Regions from separate parts of the Mus musculus genome. Here region 2 is linked to region 1. The links are chromatin loops, found by intact Hi-C in ENCODE. Cell type or tissue: left cerebral cortex. All regions are shown on one strand. Links, peaks and the distances in the headings refer to the core of each region. The heading gives the core; the rest is flanking DNA. Region 1 has its middle 61 kb from the start of Tmem200a. Region 2 overlaps Gm29571 (predicted gene 29571).

Region 1 (12,570 bases), core at 2,213-10,212:
TAAGAACTCAGAGAGGATATTGAATTTGAGTTCCATAATGAATGGTGTGACAGTTGGGAATTCTTCATGGTAATTCTTCACAGATCTAGCTTGAGGGAAATTACCACGTCTCTGCGGGAACAGGAGGGTTAAGCCTCCCTCAAGAGGGGAAACTTATAAAAATATCACAGCTGAAATGAATTAAATGTCATATGAATGAAAATTTGACCTGATAGTTGAATATTTTTATTTGTTTATTTAGTTTTCTAGTGGTGTTGATAGATGTGATTTTAAAATATTTCCTAACCAATTCTAAGCTTTAAAAATACTATTCCATTTAAAACCATTGCTTATTGCACCCTCTCTAAATAAGCATTCGAGCTCTGCTAAGATTGCTTGTTATATTGTGCCTTTAAGCTTGTGGGCATTGAGAATAGCCTGGTAGTCTTGTTTTGATTTTTGTACAGTACAACTGTTGATTCATATTGTTATCTGAGCTAATATAAATAATCTAAGAACAAGTCAAATAGAATATGTGAGAGAGGAAAAGAAGATTATATCTTAGAGTGTCAGAAATGTTGAATGTGAATTTATATATAAAACATCAAATTCTGTATAGCCATGGATATCCTAGAACTCACTCGGTAGACTAGGCTAGGCTTGAACTACAGAGGTACCTGCTTCTGCCCCTGGAGTGCTCATATTAAAGACTTGTGCCACCGCTGCCTTAAGACATCAAATTCAATGTGTAGGTTAGAGTGTCCATGAAAGCTTGGATGAAGAATGGATATCAAGACATAATTTCCATCAAGGACGGTTGGGTACAGTGGAGTAAACTGGATCAGACATTCAGAAACCAAGTTAGGTGACCCCAGACAAAAGCAACTTGGCTGTTTTAAAATCATAATTTCAAATTGGTACAATGATGTTAATTTGTCTTTTTCAACTCTCAGAAGATACATGAGAATTTGTAGAGATAATGTGCAAAAATATGAATTTTACATATTAAATACATTTTAGTTACTAGGAAAAATAGAATCATTAAAAAACAGAGCTGCTAATGTCCTTAGAGGCTGTTTAATTGTTATAGTCACTTATGAAGGATTTGCAGTCATTTTAATTATATTTGTCTACACATTTATAGATTCTTCTGTTTAAAAACTATGGAATAGCTGAGTAGTACTCCATTGTGTAAATGCACCACATTTTCTTTTTTTTTTCCATTTTTTATTAGGTATTTAGCTCATTTACATTTCCAATGCTATACCAAAAGTCCCCCATACCCACCCACCCCCACTCCCCTACCCACCCACTCCCCCTTTTTGGCCCTGGCATTCCCCTGTACTGGGGCATATAAAGTTTGCGTGTCCAATGGGCCTCTCTTTCCAGTGATGGCCAACTAGGCCATCTTTTGATACATATGCAGCTAGAGTCAAGAGCTCCTGGGTACTGGTTAGTTCATAATGTTGTTCCACCTATAGGGTTGCAGTTCCCTTTAGCTCCTTGGGTACTTTCTCTAGCTCCTCCATTGGGAGCCCTGTGATCCATCCATTAGCTGACTGTGAGCATCCACTTCTGTGTTTGCTAGGCCCCGGCATAGTCTCGCAAGAGACAGCTACATCTGGGTCCTTTCGATAAAATCTTGCTAGTATATGCAATGGTGTCAGCGTTTGGATGCTGATTATGGGGTGGATCCCTGGATATGGCAGTCTCTACATGGTCCATCCTTTCATCTCAGCTCCAAACTTTGTCTTTGTAACTCCTTCCATGGGTGTTTTGTTCCCAATTCTAAGGAGGTGCATAGTGTCCACACTTCAGTCTTCATTCTTCTTGAGTTTCATGTGTTTAGCAAATTGTATCTTATATCTTGGGTATCCTAGGATTGGGGCTAATATCCACTTATCAGTGAGTGCACCACATTTTCTGTATCCATTCTTCTGTTGAGGGACATCTCGGTTCTTTCCAGCTTCTGGGTATAAATAAGGCTGCTATGAACACAGTGGAGCATGTGTCCTTATGACATGTTGGAGCATCTTCTGGGTATATGCCCAGGAATGATATATGTAGCTGAGTCTTTAGGTAGAACTATTTCCAGTTTTCTGAGGAACTTCCAGATTGATTTCCAGAGTGGTTGTACCAGCTTGCAATCCCACCAACAATGGATGAGTGTTCCTCTTTCTCCACATCCTCGCCAGCATCTGCTGTCACTTGAGTTCTTGTTTTTATGAGATTAAAATAATGGGACTTGAGGAGGAAGGGAAGGAAGCACAAAATCCTGTGGGAAAAAAAAAAAGAAGAGGAAAAAAGGGTGTGTGTGGCCTCTGTTGAGAAAGTGTCCTATAGGAGACTTCTGGTCCTCAGAAGGGCTGAGAACCTGTCTTTACATGGGGGCCAAAGGATCATGGTTGAAATCATCGATAACTAATTCCCCAGGACTTAACTGTCTCTAAACACTGTGGTGACAGCTGTCACTCTCCATTCCACCACACCTCCCATCAACCTGTGCTGTGACCTCTTTGAAAAATAAGAGCTCCAAATGCATGCTGTGTTAATATATGTGCACTGGGGCCAGATTTGCTGATTTATAATCTCAGTTTTAACAAAGATAAATTGTGCCTTTACTGAATATTATATGATAAATCCAGGGGATTCTGAACAATCAAAATAGGTGCAGTAAGAATTTCCAAAGTGCTCCACGTAGGTTTAATTCCAGATCTGGTTTTAATGTGAAACAAGTTATACAAAATCATTTGGTTTTTCTAGCTTTTTGGATATTGGATATGCAGGTAAGGACTGGCAACTGTATAATTAGCATTTCCATGTTATAAATGAGAACATGACTTCAGAAGGTAGTCAATAGCTCTCTTTATACTGCCAAGACTCAACAAAGCCCATTGCACATCTGGAACTTTGGACTCCTAGGCTACAATATTTTCAGAATTCTACACAGATGGCCTAGTGGGAAATCTCAATAGACAGCATTTGGTTCTGTTTCACATCCACCACCAACTATCTACCTTACTGTTACTATGAGTTATCACTTCTCCTAGCAACTGTGAGCAACCAAGGAGTGGGAGCAGGAGTAGGGTGGCAGAGCCCAACACCTCTCTAGAATGCCAATGAGAAGGCAGGTCTCCAAATCAATGACAAACTGAGAGCTGTCCATGAATGTCTCTCCAAGAAGAACGGGGACAGGCTCACTGACCCTGTACAAATATTAGCTGAATAACTATCAGGTGTGAGTATGAATTTAGGTATTGATGAGGTAAGGAAAATTATGAAAATTTTCTCCTAATGGAGGAGATGTACATAAAAACCACAAAATTAAAATACACTCAGGTAAGTATTATGATGGGAAGTTTAAGAAATACTGGGAATGTAAAAGAAAAAAGGCCTGGGAAAACAGAACTGATATTTAGTTCTGCACTCAAAAGATGAACTTTGAAAGACAAAAAAAAAATCTATTGTATAAATGATTTATTAATTTCTTTTGACCAAGATAGACAGGGACAGGACTTTTCTTCTACTGAAATAACTAAAACCTAGAAAGTGTACATGGGGGCAGCAGTCAGTAGGACACTGCACCCTGGAGAGATTTGAATTGAACAAGGAAGCTCTTGAAGTGTCTTAGGTCACATCCAATATCTGTATTTATATCAAGGCCACATACAGATGACAGCCCTCGCAGACTGAGTGAAGAGGGGACAACAGCAGTCCCACACAGAATCTCTTTTGAGCCTTTAGCTAAGAAGTGAGCAGCATATATTGCCTCAAGTAGATGAAGCACTCATGGGATAAAATGGCAAGATTCTTGGGACTCATGCACAGCTTCAGACATAATCTACTCCCATCAGCTCAGGTGGACCAACTCCTAAGTCATTGCTCATCTGCATGGACCTAGAAGAGTTTGCCTCAATAGTAGGATCTAAATTAAGTCTAGAGCAGTGGTTAGTTAATACAAAGATCAATGAGTCTAAGAGCTGGCTCTTTGAGAAATTAGCAAGATGGAGAGAGAGAGAGAGAGAGAGAGAGAGAGAGAGAGAGAGAGAGAGAGAGAGAGAGATAGATCAGAATATTTTAAGGGAACACTTTAAAAAGCTGTACTCTATTATGCTGGAAAACCTAAAGAAATGGAGAATTTTCTAGATTCCATCAAATCACCTAAATTAAACTAAGAAAAGCCAATGGCAGAAATAGACCCACAAAGAAGTTGAAATGGTAACAAAGTTCTAACTAAAAATGTTCAGGTCCAGATGGATTCATAACAGAATTATATCAGACTTTCAAAGGAAATCTACAGCCAATTCTTCCTTCTTAAAACATTTCAAAAACAGAAACAGAAAGGGCATTGCCAAACTCATTCTATGAAGCCAGCATTATTCTAATGCTCAAGCCAGGTAAAGACACAAGAATAACGAGACAGCTGCAGGCCAGAATTCCTGGTGAACACAGATTCATAAATGCTCAGTGAAATACCTGCAAACCAAATACTGACATACATCAAACACATTATCATCCCCCATGACCAAGTTGGCTTTATCCAGGAGATACAGGGGTGGTTCAAAATACACAATTTAACACATGTTATAAACTGCATAAGTGGTTTGAAAGGTAAAAAAAATCACATGATCATCCCAACTGAGCAGAAAAAGCCTTTGACAAAAATCCAACATGTCTTCATGATGAAAAGTCCTAGAAAGAGTAAGTGGGACTAGAGGGAACATACATCAGTATCCATCATCATCGTCATCGTCATCGTCATCATCATCATCAATGAGGAATCCACGGCAAACACCATCCTAAATGGGGGAAAAACTTGAAGCAATCCCAATGAAATCAGGAACAAGACAAGGCTGCCCACCGTTCCCACTCCTTTTTGCATTGTGCTTGAAGCACCAGCTGGAGAAATAAGACAGAGAAAGAAATTAAAGGGTGTAAGGATGAATAAATAAAGCCTTAGCAAGGGAGGCAAAAATATTTATAGACTTGAAATGACTAAGAAAAGAATCAGTGGACTTTAAATGGATGATCACAAATGCCCCCATCTGACAGTCAGAGAAAAATAAATGAATAAAACGTGTATATATATATCCAGAAGCTATGGGAAAGTATCAAAATAGAATAGTGCTAAATTTAACCAATCTATAGGAAGTCAGTAAATGAAAGAAAAGATAACAAATAACAAAGAATAAAGTATCAAGATATATCTGACAATGGGAATTAAATTAAGGACAAATAGGGGTTGCTCAAAACAACTTTACAATATTCAAAAATTACATGGGAAACAGATGTCAAATTCGTGCATGTAAAGGCAATAAATAACATTAAAGTATTAAGAAACCACAACATAATATCAGGATGCATCCACTTGGATAACGAAAAACTCTGACCATAGCAAGGGCTGGAGGAAACTGTGAGAGACTAAATTCAACACTGACTGGTGACACTGTACACACAGAGAATGGTCTTGCCCTGATGAAAGACAGTATATCGACTTTTAAAAGGGCAATAGACTGATATACAGTACAGCTACCCTAATCGACGTAACTATCCAACTTAAATGAGAACATCTTCACATAGACAAGTTATAAGTGAGAACTTACAATAGCCTGAGCCTGTTATTGTAACATCCAACCATAGAAACATCCAGGACGTTCATTTTCACGTGAATGGGTGAATAAGCTATGAGGCAGTGACATGAAGAACAAGGAGCTCTTAATAAACTCAATAGCAAACATAGATCTTGAAATAATTATGCTAATTGTCATGTGTGTACAAGTATTTTTCCCATTCATAGAAAATTCAAGCTAGTCTAATTAATAGGAAGCAATTGGGCACCTGACCTCCAGGTATCTTGAGGTCAGTTCTGCATTCTGCACCTTGCTCCCTGGGAAACAGGGATTCTCACTTTTCTCTGCACACACCAAGAATGGTCTTGTCATATATGCATATTCACACATCCCTCCCCATGGATGCCCTTCTCCACAGTGCCCGCTCCTTACTGCTTTCTGGACCCTCATCGTACATCATTTGTTAATCCCAGTGAGCTCTTCCACCTGTATTGTGTTTCTTCAGAGTCTGAGCTGGGTAAAATGAGCTGTCTCTTTTGTGACGGTTGCTGTCTTAGTTTCCCCCACCCCTGCCCCTGCAACAATGGATTACAATACATGGAAGGTGTGGATTCCATCATGGGATTGTGTAAGCAGACTAGAAACCTCATAGTCATTCACGATATCATCTCTATGGTAAAATGAGCTGTATGTTCTAAATAAACCAACCAGAATCAGTTAATAGATGTGTAAGCTTGATATGTTTGAATAGACTGTTTACTGTGGAAGCCGCAGCTACAAACCACTAGGTGGCAGTGTGGTCGCGACTAGCTGGTGAACTGAAGATGGCGTGTTGAATCTCAAGCTACTGATTTGTTGTTGTGTTGTTGTTGTTGTTGTTGTTATTGTTGTTGTTTGACATTTAGAAGTCTACAATAGAAAAATGTTCATGAAATAACAGATGAAAAGCCAAACAGTGGGAGTCATGAGAACAGCCATTGACATAAGATAGAACTAGTTTACAGCAGTTATGAAATGTCAAAACATCAAATAATATCTCCTGCTCATCATCGATGTAATAACGTGCTAAAATGATTGTCTCTACAAGCATGTGCTAGGCACTGTGAAACATGGGCAGGTGAAAGAATATCGCGTTGATTTTCTCCTCTCATGCCTCACAAGAGCCAGGCTTCCTAAGCCCTCTGTCTGAGTTTTAGCCTCTGAACCCCACTTCTATTGGCCCACCTGTGTTCTTTGTTGTGTGCTATGTTCTTATTAGATGTAATTTTTTTTTGAAATATGATGAGAAGCATCTCCTGGAGCTATATTATTTATTTGGATCTTCCTGAACTTCTACACAAAGACAGCGTCAGACACACTCATAGTTTGCTCGATGAATGTTCCTTTCATGTTTAGGGGATGGTTGCTTAGCACCTGTGCAATGAAAATCTGGCCAAGGCTCCTGAATCTCAGCTCTCTCAACTTCATTTTTTGCTATCAGTAAAATAGGACAACAAAGTCAATCTTACAGAGTGTGACATTATTTAAAGGAGATCTTGACTTTTGTAATAAGTGCCAAGGGCCACATTAAGAGTTAGTTTTCCATCCAGACTGAAAGGGGAAGGGCAAAAAAGCACACGTTCCCGTCCCCTTCGTGTGTGCCTGTTAAGCACTGGATACAGCCTAGGCCCAATGAATATTTAATCAATGCATGAATAAATGAAGGACGAATCTATGAGGGTATACAGGAGAAGCACAGGGGGTGAGTTAATAAATGTGCTCTGGCATTTAACATCCTGGAACATCTTTATGACCACTTTAATTTTGCATGATTAAAAATAGAAACAATAGTAATAAATAAATAAATCCTTATAAATAAATTAAAAAGACCCTCAAAATATATCAACATGTAGATTCAGAAAATGTTGTTCAACATAAGGATAGTGGTTTAGAGTGATTAGGTGAATCCTTAAATACTTTAGGGGGTCGATACCTTCCTTGAAGATGACTAGGTAACCCTCTTATTTTCAGACTAGAAAGGCAGACCTTTGAATTTAATGCTCCCTGATCCCCCTCCCCGCCGCACAGTGCCATTTCAATTTGGCAAAAATCTGTATATGAAGATGCTGTTCATTCTGCCTGGCATTCAGCAGTGAAAAGATAGATACAGCGAGGAGAAGTGTGGGACAGTGTCCCATGGCTTCCTGCAGCGAGCATGGATAACAACAATTTATTATACATTTTATGAGCAACTGGAAGAGAGAAACTTCGAGTTTTTCAATGACGAAATGATAGATGTTTACAAAGATAAAAATGCTAAGTGCCCTGACTTAATCATAGCACATCATATGCCTGTATCAAATTATCACAGTGGACTCCATACATGTACAATAAAAATAACTGAAGATCGATTCACTTATTTTATGTATGTGTGCCTGTGGGTATGTATGTGCACCACATGCATGCAGGTGCCTAAGCAGGCCAGCAAAGGATGGCTGATATCCTAGAACTAGTATTGCAGGTGGTTATCAACCATTGAAGTGGGCACTTGGAGCAGAAGCCCAGTCCCCTGTGAAAGCAAAAAGTGCTTAACCAGTGAGCTATCTGTCCACCTCCTAAAGGCTCATTTAATTAATTATTAATTAATTAATTAATTTATTTTTGAGAATTTTGACTTTAAGTACCACATTTACATAATTCCTCTTCTCTCTCCAAATTCCTCCTGTGATCTCTCCCTCAAAAGCCCATGATCTCTTTTTCTATAATTATTATTGCTATAGGTACACACACGCACACGCACACACACACACACACGCACGCACGCACGCACGCACGCCCTATTGAAAGCATTTGGTATTGCTGATAAGTACACGTGTTTAAGGGTTGATCATTTGGGATTATGTAGCCTATCGGGAAATCGGAGGGCATTCATGTCTAACACCTAGCTAAGTATCAGTTATAAAAATGTAAGACTTTATTCTTAGACTTACTTATTCTTTTTTAATTGGATATTTTATTTATTTATATTTCAAATGTTATCCCCTTTCCCAATGTCCCTTCTGTAAACACTCTATCCCATTCCCCCTTACCTTGCTTCTATGAGGGTGCTCCTCAACCCACTCACCCACTACCGCCTTACTACTGTAGCATTCCTCTACACTGTACCTTCACAGTACCAAGGGTCTCCCTTCCCATTGATGGCAGATAAGGCCCCTTCAGCTCCTTCAGGGGTCCCTATGCTCACTCCAATGGTTGGCTGTGAGCATCTGCATCTGTATTTGTCAGGTTCTGGCAGAGCCTCTCAAGAGACAGCTGTATCCGGCTCCTGTCAGCAAGCACTTCTTGGCATCAGCCAAAGTGTCTGGATTTGGTATCTGCATGTGGGATGGATCCCCAGGTAGAGCAGTCTATGGATGGCCTTACCATTAGTCTCTGCTCCATTCTTTGTCCCTGTATTTCCTTTAGACAGGAGCAATTCTGGATTAAAATTTTGGAGATGGGCGGTGTCTTAGTCAGGGTTTCTATTCCTGCACAAACATCATGACCAAGAAGCAGTTGGGGAGGAAAAGGGTTTATTCGGCTTACAATTCCATACTGTTGTTCATCACCAAGGAAGTCAGGACTGGAACTCAACCAGGTAAGAAATCAGGAGCAGATGCAGAGGCCATGGAGGGATGTTCTTTACTGGCTTGCTTCCCCTGGCTTGCTCAGCCTGCTCTCTTATAGAACCCAAGACTCCCAGCCCAGGGATGGTGCCACCCACAAGGGGCCTTTCCCCCTTGATCACTAGTTGAGAAAATGCCTTACAGCTGGATCTCATAGAGGCATTTCCCCAACTGAAGCTCCTTTCTCTGTGGTAACTCCAGCTGTGTCAAGTTGACACAAAAAAAACCTAGTCAGTACAATTGACCCCTTGTCAACATGACACACAAACACATCACTATTAAGCCTCAACTCTTAGTTTCCTATTCATCCCCAAGATCTAAATAACTTTAAAAGTCCCACAGTCTTTGCAAATTCTTAAAACTTCAATCTCTCTTAAAATCCAAAGTCTTTACAATTAAAAGTCTCTTAACTGTGGGTTTTCAAGAAGGAAAAGCATCAGGGCACAGTCACAATGAAAAGCAAAATCAATCTCCCACCGTCCAATGTCTGGGATCCAACTCACAATCTTCTGGGCTCCTCCAAGGGCTTGGGTCACTTCTCCAGCCTTGCCCTTTGTAGCATACACGTTGTCTTTTAGGCTCCAGCTCCCTGTACTCCACTGCTGCTGCTGTTCTTGGTGGTCATTTCATGGTACTGGCATCTCCAAAACACTGCTGTCTTCTGCTGTAACTAGGCTTCACCAACAGCCTCTCATAGGCTCTCTTCATGGTGCCAAGCCTCAACTTGTTTGCATGTCCCCTTCTGTCCTGGGCCATCAATTGCAACTGAGGCTGCACCTTCACCAATGGCCTTCCATGGCCTCTCACAGTGCCAAGCCTCAGGTCCTCTGTGTGACCCCTTCATGCCTTCAAAACCAGTACCACCTGGGTGACTCTTACACATTACCAAGTCCTGCTGCAGCACGAGGTACAACTTTGGCTATCTCTGGAACACAGCCTCTTTCACTTAAGTAGTTCTGGTATCTTGTTAATCACAGCTGATTCTTCAGCCCCAGCTAACCAGAACCACAGAATCTTCACAATCAAAATAGCAATGTCCCTGAAAAGAGTCTTTAATCTTCCCTCTGAAATTTCACAAGGCAGGCCTCCATCTTCTGCACTGTTCTCAACATTATCTTTCAAGCTCCTACACAACATCTGACAGAGCTCTTAACAATTAATGGATCTTCAAGCCCAAAGTTCCAAAGTCCTTCCACAGTCCTCCCCAAAACATGGTCAGGTTGTCACAGAATACCCCACTATGCTGGCACCAATGTGTCAAGTTGACACACAAAACTAGCCAGTACAGATGGGTGGTCTCATCCCTCAACCAGGGGCCATGCCTAACCTCTGGATATGATTCCACAGGTTATTTCTTCCCTTTGTGGGATATTTCAGCTGATGTAATCCCTGTGGGGTCCTGGGAGGTTCTTGCTCTCCTAGCATCTGGGACTTTCTGGTTGTTACCCCCAGTTCTCCATCCCCCATTGCTACACACTTCTGTTCAATTTCCTGACCTTTTGTACATTCCCCATCTCCTCCCATACCTGATTCTTCCCCTCTTTACCCCTCCCCCTTCTCTTCCCCCCAATTCCCTCCCACCCTCTTCTTCCCTTGATTACTTTGTTCCCTCTTCTAAGTAGGACTGAAGCATCCACCCTTTGGTCTTCCTCCCTCTTGAGTTTCATGTGGTCCATGAGTTGTATTGTGAGTATTCCATGCTCTTTGCCTAATATCCACTTATCAGTGAGAACATACCATGTGTATTCCTTTGTGATTGAGTTATCTCACGCAGGATGAGATTTTCTAGATCCATCCATTTCCCTCCCAAATTCATACAGTCATTGCTTTTAATAACCGAGTAGTACTCCACTGTTTAAATGTACCACATTTTCTGTATCCATTCCTTTGTTGAGAGACATCTGGATTGTTTTCAACTTCTGGCAATTATAAATATGGCTGCTATGAACATAGTGGACCATGTATCCTTATTTCATTTTGGAGCATCTTCTGGGTATATACCTAGGAGTAGTATAGCTGGGTTCTCAGGTAGCACTGTGCCCAATTTTCTGAGGAACCGACAGACTGATTTCCAAAGTGGTTGTACCAGCTTGCAATCCCACCAGCAATGGCAGAGTCTTCCTCTTTCTCCACATCCTCACCAGCCTCTGCTGTCACCTGAGTTTTTGATCTTAGCCATTCTGACTGGTGTGAGGTGGAATCTCAGGGTTTTGATTTGCATTTCCCTGATGACTAAGGATGTTGAACATTTCCTTAGATGCTTCTCAGCCATTTGAGTTTCATCAGTTGAGAATTCTCTGTTTATCTCTGTTCCCCATTTTTTAATAGGGTTATTTGGTTCTAACTTCTTGAGTTCTTTGTATAGATTGGATGTTAGCCCACTATTGGATGTAGGATTGATAAAGATCTGTTGGTTGCCATTTTCTCCTAATTGCAGTGTCCTTTGCCTTACAGAAGCTTTGCAATTTTATGAGATCCCACTTGCTGATTCTTGATCTTAGAGCATAAGCCATTGGTGTTCTCTTCAGGAACTTTTCTCCCATGCCCATGTGTATGAGGCTTTTCCCCTATTTTCTCTTCTATTAGATTCAGTGTCTTTCGTTTTATGCGGAGGTCCTTGGTCCACTTGGACTTGAGCTTTGTACAGGAAGATAAGAATGAATCAATTTGCAATCTTCTACATGTTGACTGACAGTTGAACCAGGCCCATTTGGTGAAAAAGCTGTCTTTTTTCCACTGGATGGTTTTAGCTCTTTTGTCAAAGATCAAGAGGCCATAGGTGTGTGGGTTCATTTCTGGAGCTTCAGTTCTAATCCATTGATCTACCTGTCTGTCATTATACCAGTACCATGCAGTTTTTATCACAATTGCTCTGTAGTACAGCTTGAGGTCAGGCATGGTGATTCTTTCATTGTTGAGAATAGTTTTTGCTATCCTAGATTTTTTGTTATTCCAGATGAATTTGCAAATTGCCCTTTCTAACTCAGTGAAGAATTGAGTTGGATTTTGATGGGGATTACATTGAATCTGATGATTGCTTTTGGCAGGATAGCCATTTTGACTATATTAATCCTGCCAATCCACAAGCATGGGAGATCTTCCCATCTTCTAAGGTCTTCTTCGATTTCTTTCTTCAGGGATTTGAAGTTTTTGTCCTACAGAACTTTCAATTATTTTGTTAGAGTCAAACCAAGATATTTTATATTGTTTGTGAAGGATGCCATTTCCCTAATTTCTTTCTCAGTCTGTTTATTCTTTGAGTGTAGGAAGGCTAATACTGATTTGTTTGAGTTAATTTTATACCCAGCCATTTTGCTAAAGTAGTTTATCAGTTGTAGAAATTCTCTGGTGGAATTTTTGGGGTCACTTAAATATAT
Region 2 (12,570 bases), core at 1,940-9,939, 460 kb after region 1:
GACACCTGATGATCGGCCCTTTCTCCTCAAAGACACACAAAGTACTAAAAACATAATCCACAACTCCTCCTAAGGGTTCCATGCATGCTTCTCAGAGATGAAAAATGATTGCAAACAGAAGATTCCAGCTCAGTCCAAACTAGGCAGAAGCCGCAGTAATGCAGAGAATCCTTGGAGATAAAAAGAGATTTCTATCCCCATCACCAAAGGCATTGTCTCACTCCATAAACCTAGAAGTAAATTTCAAAAGGTGCTGTGGCTTCTAAATTTTCTGCTTATATAGCCAGATGTCCATTGTCTTTTTAAAGAGAAGACAAAAAGGAGTAATTACAATTCCCAGATAACCCAAACCCCACATGTTGGCCAGTAGTTACTACTCTCTCACTGACCAGAGAATCCCAGCAACCAAATTACAGAGCTGCATGAAGTCGGTGTCAACTTATTTTTATCCTTGCAACAAGCCTGCCAACCTCCCAGTTCCTGCTGCCATTCATCCAGCTCTTACCTTGCTTTTCCAGCATAGACACTTATTAGGCAGAGAGGCAAAACTCTCCTGTCAAGAGAAAAGGACCTATAAACCATTCTCCAGCAAAGGGAACATGGTCTTTGAGGTTGTCATAGCACTGGGATCCCAGGTTGATTAGGTCCCTCTCAGGACTCTCTGTGCATGCCTCAGTGATAATAGCACAAATTTGTTAACTAGCTAAGAAGGCTCCACTTGTGGTTGGCAGCATCCAAAATAGAGTCCCATGATTCCCACTAGCACATCCCTTGTAACCAACAAATAACAGGAACAGCAAAGTAAAAAAGAGACACTAAAGCCATGTTGAGCAATTCATGTGTAGAGATATGTGCATGTGTACTGGGTGTCTCTCTCTATCACTACCCACCTAAGACTTTGAGAAAGGGCATCTCACCTCTTTTATAGGGCTCAGCTTGGAGAGTTAGCCACTCGTCCCTCAGGCTGTAATAGAGGGGGAAGGTCAGGCCAAGGGTCAAGTTCCTTTTCTAACAGTAAAGTGAAGAACACAACTGCCTCGTGAAACTGAGAATATTGCTGGAGATTGCTGCCCAGGGACTTCAGGCTAAAGCAGGAATTATCTGGCACTGCTAGACTCCAAAAGCATTAGCCTGGCACTGTTGGAGTCCCTGACCAAATGTGCCTGTGAATCTTTAAGAACAAGCTTCAACTTGAAATTTTGAAACAAGGAAAATTATGTGAGTGTCATTTTTTCCCATGTTAAAAGTACAGCAGCAAATGTTCTTTCTGATATTGGGGGTGGGGGTGGGGATGTTTAAAAGGCTTTTTCTTTTAAAAACCTTTCTTTTCAAGGAGTTAAAATTATTGAAGAGCTGGCTGGGCAGATGACTCAAATGGATAATGAGGATCCGAGTTCAGATCCTCAGAACCTATACAAAAGCCAGGCACCACAGCACACATGTATAATCCTAATGTTAGTCAGGCAAAGACAGAGGCAGCCCTGGGGCTTGGACCGCCAATCTAAACAAAAGAAGAAGCCACAGGATCAGCGAGAAGTCTTAAAAAAAAAAAAAAAAAAAGATGAGAAGCAACAGAGGAAGGCACTCACCAGCCATCAAGTTGGGTCGGAACCACATGCATACTTATCTGCATGCACAAATGTACATGCACACACACCATACGTACAAATGTCATGGAAGTAAACTTCCTTCCTATAAAGAATCATTTGGACACAAACCAAGTGCAGAGATGAAATCTCTGCCTTTGGAGACTGATGGTGGGTTCAAATCCCGGCTCTATCACTCTCGAGTCAGCTTCTCCATGTAAATTGACAGTGACGGATACTGTTCTAACTACAGTGTGGTAAGGATTTGAAAAATGAAAACTCACAAAAAAATGAACAATAGAAATATTTATATGCTAAACCGTGTGATGCATGTATCCAGGGCTCTGTAAACATCAGACATCACTTTTCAGTCTAGTTCCCCAAGGAACATACTTGAAAGCCATGGCAGTTGAGTTTAAATAGGTCAAGGATAAAAGAACTGAGAGACTTTTCCAGTTTACACTCACTCCTTGGACTACTGACCATCTTCATTTTAAATAAAAAGGGAAAAGAAGAAGAAGTACACAGTCGCAATACACCTTTATCAAAAGCGTGTCTGTTTATCTTTCTATTGCTCTTTGTAAGGGTTAAGGTTACTTTTTGGCGCCACCAAGTGGCCACACTTAACGGCACAGTGACACTTCCCCAGGTTTTGTTTTAACTGAAAGGATCTAGGAAGCCTTTTTAATAGACCTTTTCATACCCCTGAAAATGAGGGGAAGCACTCTGGGTTGAGCAAAACAGCGAACATTACCAGTGACTCTGTAGAAAACTGGCAAGAAGAAAGCTCTCCGTGAGGAAAAGCAAGGATGCAATGTGTACTTTTTTTTTTCCTGTTGCTTTGCTATGCTTTGCTTTGCCTTTTTTCCCCGTCTTGTGAGTCTTTTGCCTGCTTGTCTTGATTTTTGTTTCTCAGTCACTTGTTTGTTGTTGGTTTGTTCTTGTTTCTTGTGTGGTTTGGAGACAAAGAGAGAACACATTTACATGAAGTTGCATGGATGGTGGAAATTACCTGGGAGTAGTTGGAGGCGGGGAAATATGATCAAAGTACACTATTTGGAACATTTTTTAATTAAAAAATTAGAAACTTAAGGAAAATAGAAATATCAGCGAGGCCTCTGGACAGGAAGTGATCAGGGCCCAGAGCTGCCCTTGCTTCAGTGTGTGCGAAGCCCTTCACTCATTTCTAAGTTTTAAGAAATGTCAGTCAGCATGGTGACATGCTGCTATATCTATAGATCAGTGATGCACTCGACCCACATCGGAGAAGCTTCTGGGAGTAGATGGGAAGCAACACAGAGATCCATAGTAGGACAACGTGCTGACAGGCATCTTCATCAAATCTCTCTGCTCAGGTTCAGGGAGCTCTGGTGGAGAGGAAGAGGAAAGCCAGAGGTGATGGGGAATACCGAGGAGACAATGTCTTCCAACCACCACAGGACTGGTGCACATACGGACTCACGGAGACTGTGAAGCATGCAGCCGGCCTGCACAAGTCCATGCCAGTATGGGTCCCAGGGCTATAGGGGAGAAGTTGACAGAGAAGTCCCACACATAACAGGAAGTCATCTCCAATAGATCCATTTTTCCGATGGAATTTCACTTGGCTTATGAACCACACTCCAGGACAGGCCCCGGAAATGGTTGGCCAACATAAAACAAATTCAATGTGTACTTTTTTTTTTTCCTGTTGCTTTGCTTTGCTTTGCTTTGCCTTTTTTCCCCGTCTTGTGAGTCTTTTGCCTGCTTGTCTTGATTTTTGTTTCTCAGTCACTTGTTTGTTGTTGGTTTGTTCTTGTTTCTTGTGTGGTTTGGAGACAAAGAGAGAACACATTTACATGAAGTTGCATGGATGGTGGAAATTACCTGGGAGTAGTTGGAGGCGGGGAAATATGATCAAAGTACACTATTTGGAACATTTTTTAATTAAAAAATTAGAAACTTAAGGAAAATAGAAATATCAGCGAGGCCTCTGGACAGGAAGTGATCAGGGTCCTTCGGAGACTGGTGGTGGGTTGAAATCCAGAGCGTGCTTTCTGTAAGCAACTCTGTGCCTTTACACCCATACAGTCAGAAAAGCAAAGAAGAGAAACCTTCACCCCGTTTTATGAGCACTGACTGGAGGGCTGGAGCAATCTATTCACCCATCTTCTACTTCCCACTGAAGCCTCTGAAAAGTCATCTATAAAACAATAATCTTCTTAAGGCTTTTGTGTGTGTGTGTGTGTAAATCTCTTTCTACGGTTTGGTTGGCAATATGGTACATTCTGGAGAGGCCACCTTTTCCCTGATCATTTTCCTCCTTCTTCTTCTTTACATCTTTATCCCGTCAACATCAAAAAGGGACTCGTGCTAGCTGCACCATGTACATGGTGCTCTTCTTTATAAAGTCTGAGGTGGAAATTTTGACATCCTGTATTTTAAAATTCTCCTCCTATTTTTTTTTTTTTACAAGAATCAGGACCCAGGTAGAAGTTCAAATTAAACACAGTGCCTAAAAATTATTTTTAAAATGTATCAGTATACCAAAACAATGAATGTAGGATTTTAATATAATCTACTCTCATGCCAACTTATATTACTATTCAAATTGTCATAGTTTCTTTGCTCAAAGGTATATAATGGTCAAGTCTGATCGTTCAGGTCCATAATTCCAGCTGCTCAGCAGACTTCAGAGAATCAGGCCTGCTTTAGCAGCTTGGTGAGGCTCTGTTGCAGAAACAAAAGTGAACAGAAGCCTGGACGTATGTAGAGCTCAGCGGTAAAGCTCTTCCCAAGCCCGTGGATCCAGGCCCTGGGTCCGGATCCGTGGTATTGCCCTCCCCCCTCCAAAAAAAGATAAATAATGATCCTTTCAACACCATATAAGGAAAGAATCAAAGTTAATGCTGGTTAACTTCCAAACACGTTCCCCATTTACTCGATGACCATTTTAATGCTCACCGTAACCGTCTTGGTGTGTCAATTTAACAGCTTTAACAGCCACCATTAATTCAGAACAGCTTAGTCTTTCAATAATAAAATGCTTCAGTCAACTGATAAGACTTTAAACATATGGCTGATATGCGCATTTTCACTGAAATTTGGGATGCTTCCTATGTCCCAGTGTAAATAATCAGATGCTGACCGTAAGTCCAGGTGAGACCCTTCCTTTATACTACCTGGGTTGGCATGTCATTAACGGCAATAAAAACCATGTGATAAGCAAGGCGTTGGGACTCACGCCACAGGTGACACAGGAGCCAGCATTCTGCTATGTCACTTCCTAGTACCATATATATATCCCAGGTTCTCCAGGCACCCAAGTAGCATTTACTAAACACCTCCCCCCCCCCAGAATGCTTCAAGCGTGACTTATAATTCTCACAATTTCTCCAAGTAGATCCTATGACCCTAGCATCGACGATGAGAACCACCACACCATCCTGATTACATTAACTGGGGATTACTGAGCACAAACTGGCATTAGAACTCCGCTTCTGCCTTCTAGTGTGGACTGAAGATCCTCCACAAGTCCTCCAGGCTTTTACCACCATACTGAGACTGCTAAGGCTTCTGGCCTTGTGGACTGGACAGCTTTTGGGTTCTTTGCATCTCTAGGGTGAAGGCAGCAATCAGTGATTTGTCTAGACCTTGATCATGTCAGCCAATCTATTGAATCTCGCTTTATCATTCTATCACTCTGTTCTACTATAGAACACTGATCTAATACAGATCCTAATATGTCTGAGCATCTCCACCTGTGCGCAAAGGGGATTCCCCGCTGATTTTTGGCATATAGTAGATACACCTGGAGAGTACCCTGGAGAGAGAGAGAGAGAGAGAGAGAGAGAGAGAGAGAGAGAGAGAGAGAACGCTGCACTTGTGTTATCATTATTCCTGCTCTTTACAGCAAATCTAAACTCCTGACAGTTGAAAAGGATAGGAGGCTGGGGGGAGGAGTGGTTGCCAGAAAGAGGAAGCCTCATCACCATGGAAACAGCTTGCTGGATTTCCACATTGGTCTTTGAGCACCAGGTGGTTCACAAATGGCCCAGAAGCAACTCAACTTCCATCAGGAAGAGAAAGCAGCATATGTTTTATCCACTGGCCCAGCACTCCTGAAAGATCCAGAGCTCTGGATGGTACTTAAAAATTGGGGGGGGGGGGAGGCTAATTTTTCCTTTAAATGATTAACCACAGCGTGTAGCAATGATGAAAGTCTTGGATGGCCCCTCCCCCTTCCAGAGCATAGCTTATTGCTAGACAAGCATGGTTCATCAGGGTTGTTATTTCTCCACAGTTTACCGCTTGCTTCAGCAAATGGGACAAAGACACTTCGCTGGAACTAAAGCACTCCAAGATTTCATGAAATAACTTATAAGGTTTATTATTTTTTTAATCTGGAATTTCTTGCTACTTTGACTATTATCATTATTATTATTACTGGTGTGTGACAAGTTTGCGGGAGTTGGTTCTTTCATTCCACCTTTACATTGGTTCTGGGGAGCAAAGTTAGCAAGCACCTGCAGCTACTGAGACATCTTGCTGGCCCTTTGCTGAAGTTGTAATAGTGATTGTTCCAGTTAAGATCTTTTAAATGGAAAATGTCTCCTTCTAAAATTAACTGCCCTTATTCTACTGTATGGCCAATTTCAGATGGAGTTCTTTGGGGTACAGCATGTACCCCTTTTGGTGAAAACATTTCAGTTAAAATTTAAATCAGGTATCAGGTGCCCCAACTACCTCTCAGTTTCTTCTCCTGTTGCTGTGATAAATAGCGTGACAAAAGCAACTTATGAGGGAATGAGTTTATTTTAGAGCACAGTTCAGAGTTTAGTCCATTATGGCAGTGGGAGTCAGGGCAGCAGGAGTTTGAAGTGGCTGTTTACACCCACACTGGAAAGAGCAATCAGCCTGTGCTTCACCCCGTTTTCTCCATTTGCACAGTCTAGAATCCAAGGCAAATGAAAGGTCCTGCCCACAGTTATGGTGGGTCTTCCCACGTCAATTAATGCAAACTAGATAATCCTGTGCAGGCAAGCTGAATCTTATTCTATCTATCACCTTCAAAGCACCACTCATTCCGCTTGCAAATACAGGCTGCTTCCATTTCAGGGCTGCTTCATACTGCGCATGTCACTGTGAAGCAGGCTGAAATGAAGGCGCGCAAGAGCCTGGGTTATCACATCTCTTTTGTGCTGATGTTTTCCCTGGAGAAGTCTTGTCAGTGTCTGCCTTTGTTGGGCAACTTTGGTTTGGAGTAGATGGTTTGGAGTTTATGAACTTGTGAAGAACATTACCATTCTCCCCGTCACCTGATGTGTATGTGGTTGTGTAAGCTGTCAGAAGCCAGCGTTGACTGCCTTCTTCCGTTGCTCTATGCATTACATTTTGAGATGGCGTCTCTTACTTAACCTGGCGTGCAGACATTTGGATAGGCTGTCTGGAGGAGAGCTGTAGGGAGCTTTCTTTGCCTCTCCAGAGCCAGGATGACATGTATCCTCCCATAGTCCTCTGCTGGGGAGGACCCCGGGAGCTACCAGTACCCACCACAGAGTGAATCTGGGATTCTGTATCACACCACGCAAGGAATTGCTGGTGCTTCTTCCAATGTGCCTGCTTCCTTACAAAACCATCTGACCAGGCGCAAGGCTCAGCCAAGTGCTTCTGATCGGCTCAACTAAATTCACGTGCTTAAACCTAGAGACGGAACAAAAACAGCTTCATCGTAGTTTCTGCTTCGACTGTAAGAGGCAGGTCCTGCCTTACACGCCCCCTTTGATGGAATAAGCCCCTGCTAGTTGTAGTTGCTCTGAACCCACAAATCAAGCTGTGTGTGTGTGTGTGTGTGTGTGTGTGTGTGTGTGTAGACTTGGACAAAAATCCAAGATCGAAGCTCAGCTCTGCTGTGCCCTTATTTATATTGTGGGGTATGCTAAGTGTCCGTGTGCCCAGGCAAGGGGGTCATGTAAACTGATGCAAATCTCTCTGACCTTGGGCAAGTTACATAAAGTCTTACACTCATGACACATGCATGAGTTAGTCATGTGTGAGCAGGACTGGCAAGTCCAGAAGACTGGGAGAGATTGTGGAGCTAAAGGATCTAGTACAGGCTCACTGGCTCAGTAGGTTATACACACATGTGCATATCCATACATGTGTACATATACCTATGAATACACATGTAAGTAACAAACATGAATTGGGAGTGATGGAGGGGGACTGGAATGATTGAGATGCAGTGAACATGTATGAGATGCCCCCAAATAAATGAATGTTTTACACCTCAGAGCCGTCAGAGGACAGTTCAGGAAAATGCCTATCTTGACACACAGGAGACAAACACTGGAAAGAAGTGAGCCACCTGGAGATGTGCCCTCTGGACGAGGAGGAGGTTAGCAAAAGTGAGAGGTGAGTTTGACAGCGTCTGGCACGCCAGGCAGAGAACACCCGTATTTGGGAGAGAATGAGCACACAGCCAAATGGAACCGATCGATCTCCTGACAGCTTTGTTTAGGTAAAGAAAGGGATCCAGCTGCAGAGAGAGGAAGCGGGAGCTGGTTAGTGCCTCTCATGTGTAACCTCTCACGTGTATCATATCTACTGCACACTGGGGCTTCTTCAACAGTCGACATGAGCTAAAGCACTAAATCTTAATGGCCTCATGAGGCAAGTACTATCAGTGTTCCCCGTCCAGATGAGATGTCTGGGGCTGGGTAAAGCTGGTGAACTGTGGGAGGAATTCACAGCAACGGGATTCATATCCAGAATGGGTGTTTCCAGCGTTGAGCCTTTATATTTGGCTTCACCGTTTTTCTATGTGGATAACACTGAGATGCCAACAATCACAATGAGCTTGCTGCAGAGGAGCAAACAAGGGGCTTCATAAATGTACTTGATACACACAGGATCGAGGAATGAGGAGAAGAAAAGGGATAGACATGAATTTCAGTTTCTAACATAAAGATTCAAGGAGAAGAAGCCATTGAATATAAATTTTGTTTTCTCTAGGATGGCTAAAAGGATGCATTGAAGATAATTCTGTTTTCTCTAGGATAGCTAAAAATATCGTGTCATTAATACAGAACAAGAGAAGGAAAACCCAGCTCTGGGAATAAGGTGATAAGTCCCACCTGGAAACAGAGCAGATAATGAATTTGAGGAGGCAGCAGAGCAGCCACATAGAACCCCACCCTCCACCCCTGCACAGGTGTTCTAATATTCAGATCCAGAACCCCAAAAGAACCAGAGGTTCTGTCCAAATGGCAGGGTTAATGCTTGGATGATGTGGACGCTTTGGAGGTGGCAAAGTGTTTGTCTTAGAGTGACAGTAAAAATAATGTTGTGTCCTCTTCTGACTTGTGTGATAAATAAAAAATAAGATAAAATTAAAAAAAAAAATCAGTAGTGGCAAGGTATGAGACTGGCCTAGGGAAGGCAGTGTGGGCTGGCTCTGAAGACTAGCAGGAAAGATGAGGGCAGAGAAATGCTCTGGCATTGCATCTAATGATCATGGAGAAACAAAGGAGCGTCTCTTCCCTGCTTTCGGGTGGAGGAGACAGATGTGGAAGGAGTTATTTACAAAGGACTCGGCCGGGAGGTCATCAAGCCAGATGTAAGCCCAGGTCTGCCATGAGGAAGCCCACACTCTAAATATCACAGATTGCAAAAGGGTCCTTCCATACGCTTCTCTAAATTTCCTAAAAGACATCAAATACTCTGCCTGATTCTACAGTGCCCCCTGGCATGCACACCACTTTAATGCAAGAGTCAATAGGAACTGCTTGAATAGCTCCAGCTCCAGGGATACTTAATAAAACTGTTCTTTCCAAACACTGCACAGTTGAAGAAAATATAGAATCCTATGCTGGAACATCCCCAGTCCTCTGAAAATCCACAGGGGAGTTTCTTCCTAATTATTCATGGTTTGTGGTTCTAGTTCATGATTTTACACACACACACACACACACACACACACACACAAGAATGTAGAAATGCCATGACAGAAGCTCTGGATCAAGAAAACCAAGAGGCCCAGGAATCACTATGTCGGTACTTCAGTGTTTAGGACAAAGGCTACAATAATGTTCTGAGATAGCAAAGATAAACTGAATTGGTCTGCTTTTAAATATGAATGAAGTGACACTAAGTTCAATGAGAACCAGCATGGGAAGTGGGTGCAGACCAATGATCTTCTTCTTAATTATTGTATTTCTCCGCCGTCTGCCTTGACTTTCGATGTGAACAGACTTTCTGTTTAAATGTCACATAAAGAATGCTTTGTGATTACATGAATTTTCTTAGCACGTCTGTCAACTCTTTTCTCCCTCTAATTTCTTTAATATACTCTTCCTTTCTCTTTTCTTTGTGTGTGATGATGATATGTGTGTAACATGTGTATTACCAGGTATGTGCATTCCACCACACATCCATGGGGGTCACAGGACATCCTTGGGTGTTGGTCCTCAACTTCCTCCCTGTATGAGATAGAGTCTTTGTTCTATGTTATCGCACAGACCAGGCTGGCCCCCAAGCTTCTGAGGACCCCCCCCCAACTCTACCGCCCATCTCACTTTAAGAACCCTGGAATTACAGACCCATGCTCTACACTGAGCTCTACGTAGATGCTGGAGAGTTGAATTCAGATCTTCACACTTGCCTGACAAGTCCTTACCCACCAGGCCATCTTCTCAGCCCATTCTTTTCTTCTTTTTTTTTTTTTTTTCTGTTCTTTTTTATAGTGGAATCACATGGACTCACTGTATATCTCAAATAATTAAATTTCATCATTTGAATCCCATTGTTGACAAAGCTAAAGATGGAATTGAAAAAAGAAAAAAAAATCTAGACATTAAGATTGAAGAACTAAATGTCAAGCAATAAATCAGGAAAAATACCATGTCTGTAGACATTCATATTAACAATGCTATGAAGGCTGATTCTTATAATAGCAAATAAAACCTGGGACCAGAAAACCTTTTAAGCAAGAAACTTTGGCCTTTTGATACCCCCTGAGTTTCCAATTTCTATGAAAATTTGGGCCACTTTCAGACTGTAGACAAACAGTCTGCTAAATGACAAGAAGTACCTGTCTAGGCACTTCGGGAACCTCTTGGCCCTCTGTGAGAAAGACCTCATGGGAAGCAACACCTTTCATATCTGCACCAAGAGATAGAACTCTAGTGTATCAGAGACATGGCTACTAGCCACACCATGAAAGGCCACTTATTGTGATATGGAGGAATATTAACACATTTATTGTCAGTACAGATGAAGGTTTATTAAATTAAGTGGTTAATAGAAAACTAGAGAAGGAGCAATGGGCCAAGAAGAAACATCAAGCAACAACTATGATTCTAGGAGCAAGAAATAGGTGTCTACCAAAAATTAATGGGCCCATACGCAGCTTTCAAACCCATGTCAGTTCTGTAATATATACTCAAGTGCCTTCCTATGGAAAAGAGGATGCAATCTAGTGAAATGCAAAGACCTTGATTTTTTAAGGTTGTAAAAAAAAAAAAAAGGATTGCCTCAATTTTGAATCTAGCATTCATCAGTATTTCTATGCTTTGCTCAAGACAACTCAATATCCCCTCATTGAGATGACCTCATCTTGCATCCCTAGGCACACTCCCCCTCTAAGTTAGTGTTATATAATCTACCATTAACTCTCACTGCACTATAGGCACTTATCAGCCTGTCTCTACTCCTAGACTGTGAGATCCACCACGAAGTCACTTATACCCTCATTTCCCAATATATCTCACAGGAGACACCTTTACAGACCTTCCCCAACCCCTGGGAACACCACCCACTCTTCTCTCATATAGTAAGTGAAGTGGGGCTTTCTTTACTCCAAGATTTTTGTGCTCTGTACATCACAGACTATACCTTTATTTAGAAATAGGGATTTTATAGGTAAAGGGAAGATAAAATTTAAGACTATCAAACTAGGTTAGGCCAAGCACTAATGTTAATGACAGTGTTCAAATAAGAGACCCCCCCAAAGGAACAAAGACACATATAAGGAGAGAGACCTTGTGGAGACACAGGAAAAAGCTTGGAGTCATACTGCCACTCACTTAAGAAGACCAGGAGCCACCAAAATCTGAAAGAGAATAAAGATTCCCTTTAGGGCCTTTGCAAAGAACTTTTTTTTTTTTTTTGACCTTCTATCCTCCAAAACTATAGAAATACATTTCTGCTGTTTTAAGACACAGTTTCATGGTAAAGGGGAACAAACATACTTCCTTTCTCTGGAGACAAGATTCCTGTCTATCCATAGGGTTCCAGGCTATGGAAACCACCAGGCTCTCTGCTCCCCAATGCCCATGCAGCAGCCTCCAGATGTTGGGTACAGATCTAAGCCAGATTGGATATAGTCTTCTTTGGAAAGCACCAATAAAGAGAGGTTATTTTCCCATCTACTCTTCAACTTCATGCAGGCTTAAACCTCATTCAATTCTTTGCTCATAAGACATCTCAGAGATACATTTCTTCAGTTTAATGTTTTTGTTAGCATGTATTATTAGTATTGCATAATAATGGGTTTCATTGTGACATAATGTGTTTCGATCATACACACCCACACAAACACACACACACACACACACACACACACACGCACATACACACGCTCACACACACATATCTACTATTCTCTTTTGTCTTCCCTTCCTCCACTGACTCTTTCCAGCTAACCTGCTAACCTTCCTTTAACTTCAGGTCCTTTCAGTGGGTGGAGGAAGGACCTAATGAGTTTCACTGCGGTTGTTTACAGGAATCTTCTGGGTGGGATAGAACCCAGAAGCTCCTCCTCCTTCTATGTCAATAGACTGACCAATGTTGTAGAAATTTTAAATCCCAAACTGGGGTTTCTACCCTGCCTTTGACCATTTAGTTCCCAGATAAAAGACATGTACAACCGTTATATTTACAATAAATCTTAGTCGACACTAAAGCTGGGCAGATATCTAGCCTCTTTGCTATTAAAATCTGTGTC

What was found. Hi-C counts contacts between places; a loop is a spot of excess contacts. Peaks named below come from ENCODE experiments on the same cell type or tissue, not always from the same donor. Only the 100,000 strongest peaks of a DNase experiment are listed, where the experiment ranks them.
Region 2: it touches region 1 in a loop (5-fold over the local background); 33 of 42 quality-filtered maps call a loop at or near these places.

What each region holds. Positions count from the first base shown.
Region 1 is chr10:26,133,392-26,145,961 of GRCm38, reverse strand. No RefSeq gene overlaps it. Among named protein-coding and RNA genes, the nearest start is that of Tmem200a, 61 kb to the right of the region's middle. In left cerebral cortex, for the core only: a CTCF peak has its summit at 6,335 (motif pointing right); DNase peaks (open chromatin) are centred at 2,995, 4,422, 4,845 and 6,325.
Region 2 is chr10:25,671,069-25,683,638 of GRCm38, reverse strand. Gm29571 (predicted gene 29571) reads right to left here. Exons shown (of 4, transcript NR_136909.1): 4 at 10,296-11,676. Among named protein-coding and RNA genes, the nearest start is that of Gm36543, 37 kb to the left of the region's middle. In left cerebral cortex, for the core only: a CTCF peak has its summit at 2,206 (motif pointing left); DNase peaks (open chromatin) are centred at 2,204, 5,564, 6,793 and 8,170.